Regions from separate parts of the Homo sapiens genome. Here region 1 is linked to region 2. A link is an interaction called in ENCODE POLR2A ChIA-PET data of the cell type or tissue named here. Cell type or tissue: PC-3. All regions are shown on one strand.

Region 1 (2,500 bases), 56 kb after region 2:
TAAAGACATGCAATGTTTGTCTTTCTGTGCCTGACTTCTTTCCCTTAACATAATAATCTCCAGCTCCATTCATGTTGCTGCAAATAGCTGGATCTCATTCTCTTTTAAGGATGAATATTTACTCTTTTAAGGATAAATATTTACTCTCTTAAAGATGACTATTTACTCTATTGTGTACATGTACCACATTTTCTTTATTCATTCATCTGTTAATGGATGTTTCAGTTGTTTCCAAATCTTAGCTATTGTAAACAGTGCTGCAACAAACATAAAGGTTCAGATATCTCTTCTACTGACTGATTTTCTTTCTTTTAGATATATACCCATCAGTGGGATTGCTGGATCATATGGTAGCTCAGTTTTTAGTTTTAGGTTTTTTTTTTGTTTGTTTTGTTTTTGTTTTTGAGACAGAGTTTTGCTCTTGTCACCCAGGCTGGAGTGCAATGGTGTGATTTTGGCTCACTGCAACCTCCACCTCCGGGTTCAAGTGATTCTCCTACCTCAGCCTGCTGAGTAGCTGAGATTACAGGCATGCGCCACCACGCCCAGCTAATTTTTGTATTTTTAGTAGAGACAGGGTTTCACCATGTTGGCCAGGATGGTCTCAATCTTTGACCTCGTGATCTGCCCGCCTCGGACTCCCAAAGTGCTGGGATTAATGGCGTAAGCCACTGCGCTGGGCCAGTTTTTAGTATTTTTGAGGAACCTCCAAACTGTTCTGCATAGTGGTTGTACTAGTTTACATTCCCACCAACAGTGTACAAGGGTTCCCTTTACTGCACATCCTTACCAGAATTTATTATTGCCTGTCTTTTGAATGTAATCCATTTTAACTAGGGTGAGATGATATCTCATTGTAGTTTTGATTTGCATTTCTCTGATGATAAATGATTGTTGGACACCTTTTCATATGCCTGTTTGCCATTTATATGTCTTATTTTGAGAAATGTCTATTCAAATATTTTGCTCATTTTTTAATTGGATTATTAGATTTTTTTCCTATAGAGATATTTGAGGTTCTTATATATTCTGGTTATTAATCCCTTCTCAGATGGGTAGTTCACAAATATTTTCTCCCATTCTGTGTGTTGTCTCTTCAATTTGTTGATTGTAACCTTTGTTGTGCAGAAGTTTTTTAACTTGATGTGATCCCATTTGTTCATTTTTGCCTTGGTTGCCTGTGCTTGTGGGGTGTTGCTCAAGAAATCTTTGTCCAGACCAATGTCCTGGATATTTTCTTCAATGTTTTCTTGTAGTAGTTTTATAGTTTGAGATATTAGATTTAAATCTTTAACCCATTTTATTTGATTTTTTAATATGGTGAGAGACAGGGGTCTAGTTTCATTCTGCATCTGGGTATCTAGTCTGGCACTATTTATTGAAGAGACTGTCATTTCCCCAATGTATGTTCTTGGCACTTTTGTCAAAAATGAGTTCACTGTAGGTGTGTGGATTTTTTTCTGCATTCTCTATCCTGTTCCATTGGTCTGTATGTCTGTTTTTACACCAGTACCATGCTGTTTGGATTATAATAGCTCTGTAGCATACTTTCAAGTCAGGTAATGTGATTCTTCCAGTTTTGTTATTTTTGCTTAGCTTCATTTTGGCTATTCTGTGTCATTTGTGGTTCTATGGAAATTTTAGGATTGTTTTCTCTAGTTCTGTGAAGAATCCCATTGGTATTTTGATAGGGATTGCATTGAAACTGTATATTTCTTTGGGTAGTATGGACATTTTAACAATATTTATTCTTTCAATCCAATAACATGAAATAATTTTCCATTTTTTTGTGTCTTCTTCAATTTCTTTCATCGGTGTTTTATAGTTTTCATTATAGAGATCTTCCACTTATTTTACTAATTCCTTGGTAAGGAATTATCACATTATAAATGAGATTACATTTTTAATTTCTTTTTCACATTATTCGCTGTTGACATATAGAAATGTTACTGATTTTTGTATGTTGATTTTGTATCCTGCCACTTTACTGAATTTGTTTATCAGTTCTAATAGCTATTTTGTGGACTGTTTAGGTTTTTCCTAATACAAGATTACGTCATCTTGTATTAGGATACAACAAGGATATTTGATCTCTTCCTTTGCAATTTGGATGCCCTTTATATCTTTCTCTTGTCTGACTTCTGTAGGTGGGACTTCTGGTATGATGTTGAATAACAGCGATGAAAGTGAGCATCCTTGTGATGTTCCAGATCTTAGAAGAAAGGCTTTCAGTTTTACCTCATTCAGTATAATACTAACTGTGGGTCTATCATATATGGCTTTTATTATGTTGAGATATGTTCCTTCTATACCAGTTCTTTAAGTTTTTTTAATCACAAAGCAATGTTGAATTTTTTCAAATGCTCTTTCAGCATCAATTTAAATGATGATATGGTTTTTATCCTTCATCCTGTTGATATGATGTATCACACTGATTGATTTGTGTATGTTGAACTATACTTGAATCCCAGGGATAAATCCTACCTGGTCATAATGAATG
Region 2 (2,500 bases):
AATGTTAGTATCACCTGTAAATAAGAACTATGAAAAGTCTGAGGTTTTACTCTGCTTTCAAGCTAGTATGTTAGCTTGCCACAGTTTCATAGATACTAGTAGATGGCATGAGACCCTTGGGTCAGAGACAGAGGGCATAATTATATGTTCCCATTAGTCCCCCTTGCCTCCAAAGTCCCAGGGGGTAATGCAGAATGGCTCGAGGAAATGCTGTACACATAGTAAATACGTGTCACACCTTAGGAATCCTAGGTTAAGAAAATCTCAATCTCCCGAAAGACCAGCTAGTCAACCTGCCCAACTTTTATCCTGGAGGGAAACATTATCTTTATTATCTTGGAGAGAAAACAAATCTTCCCTCTGCCCTAGACAGAGACACATACACTCTCTCTTTTCCAAGGCTATTTACCATACAAACATCCTTGAAAAGACAATAAGGAACAAAGCTATCAATACCTTTGTTCAGAAAATAGGCAGATGCAAGAACTACCTATGGATAAATGTCCCCCAACAAACTTATATTAAGGCCCCCCACTGGCCCTCTTATTGTCTACCAGATAAACTCCTGCTTTCCTCACTTATTCAACCTATGTTTGTTTATTGCTTTTTATGTGCTATTAGATTTGAAAGATTGTCAAATATTTGCAAAAACCAAGGTCTAATAGATGTAAAAGTTTCAAAAAATACTCAGGGAAAAAATTAAGAGAATTCTAATCATTTCCACAATAAGGACTTTGAGGAACTAATAGATCTTCTTAAGAGAACTTAGTTTCCCCAAGTTTCTGACAATCATGAGATCTGGATCTTTTGGGGGTCCAGGTTGCACGTATTAATATTTACTTACCAGGTGCCCCGATTTGGGGATTAAGTAAAATATAATTATAAAAAAAATTTAGTCTCTTGCTTCCATATGGCATTTTTACATCCTTTTTTTCTGATGGCAAATAATAACACACTTATACAAAGTGGCATTTAACATCAAATACATTTCATAAAACATGTTTTGATTGTATGAACTCATAAACAGATATTGAACCCTTCATATGCATGCCGGTTATATTTAAACATAAAAAAACCCATTTAATGTACAAATAGTCCCTGATAACTCTGTATAGAATCCAACTTTTTAAACAGCTGTGCAGAAGAGCTTCATAATTTAGGGTAGCAAAAGAAGATGGAAACTACATACAATTTTAGGCTTCAGGAGAATTTAGGTCAGTTAGAGGTCATTCTCCAAAATTGAATCAGAAAGGAATTCTAAACTATTGCTCAACTAGGACCCACTTTGGAAGGGTAAATTGTGCTGTACTCTATGATTTGTAGAGACCGCAGAGGGGTCCAGGTTTGGCTCACTTTCTAGCTGACCATAAAGACAACTTGGGAATAGATTGTCACAGGGACCCACTAAATGAATCACAGCCCATTTCCTGCAGCTCCTCCGTGTTTTTGAATGCCTTAGTCATCACACTCTTGGCTTATGGGAATCAGTTCCCAAAGGTCACATAGATTGCACTTCTATGGTAGTTTGATAATTTTCTGTCTACTTTAGAATAGTCGGCCAGCATTTTAAAAGTCATTTTATGTGACCGTATGGTGTGTATGAAAGAACAAGGGCTTAAAACTAGAAATCTGGACGTAAGTCTTAGTTTTGCCATTATTTGCCACTGGGCAAGTCACTGAAACTTCCTGGTCTTCTCACCTGTAGAATGGCAGGATAGGTAAAGAGGTTATGATTCATGACCAGTAAAGGCTTTTCCAGTCTTACCTTTGTATCATTCTATCTCATTTAAGACCTGGCCTTGTAAATTGTGTACTAGGAAGAACATATCTAGGCACTTTGCAGCGTCTGCTGCTATTACTACTTTATCAAGTAAGTTGCTTGGTGCCCCATTCAAAAAGCATTATGGGCAGAGCTACAGAAATGTGTGTAGCTGTTTGTCAGCATGGGTAACTCCTCAGTGACACTTGGATCTCATGACTTACTTCTTTTTTCTTGGGTGACTCAAACTCTCAGGGTCATCCTCCTGGGAGACATGTCACATGGTGATATAAAGCATGCGGCAGATATCATCAGTTTAACCAAAAGGTAAAGGAAAAATACAATCATCTTCCAGTCCACTCATTCTGAATCTTCTCACAGCATCAAAGGAAAGCTCAAAGATGGATTTCTTGCAATTTTCCCCCTTGACAGTGTGGGATACTTCAGTCAGATGAATAATACATGCAGTTGCAAGGAACACAATTTTAAAAGAATCTGGCATTTACAAAGCAGCTTTACTTCTGGAAAGAGTAAAGCCTTTGAATACTCTGTCAGTTTGAAAAGAGGTTCTGTGTCACCCTATCAGGTCACACAAACCATCTGATCAAGTGCCATTTGATGAAAGCATTTATTAATGTCAGAGTAAGAAAAATCAGCTTGAGGGATGGAAAAAGCCTAGAGGATTTATTTTTAAACCTTTAGGAATGAAAAGGAGTGGGGAGATTTCTGTTTCTAGAATGA

Evidence for each region. Peaks named below come from ENCODE experiments on the same cell type or tissue, not always from the same donor. Only the 100,000 strongest peaks of a DNase experiment are listed, where the experiment ranks them.
Region 1: POLR2A ChIA-PET joins it to region 2 with 7 read pairs; 3 of 35 experiments call an interaction of 5 or more read pairs at or near these places.

Annotation. Positions count from the first base shown.
Region 1 is chr3:106,063,653-106,066,152 of GRCh38, reverse strand. All of the region lies in intron 2 of LOC105374026 (a long non-coding RNA gene), which reads left to right. Among named protein-coding and RNA genes, the nearest start is that of CBLB, 200 kb to the right of the region's middle. In PC-3, no CTCF peak of the experiment used is centred here; no DNase peak of the experiment used is centred here.
Region 2 is chr3:106,119,464-106,121,963 of GRCh38, reverse strand. No RefSeq gene overlaps it. Among named protein-coding and RNA genes, the nearest start is that of CBLB, 250 kb to the right of the region's middle. In PC-3, no CTCF peak of the experiment used is centred here; DNase peaks (open chromatin) are centred at 253 and 1,433; H3K27ac peaks cover 2,409 bases.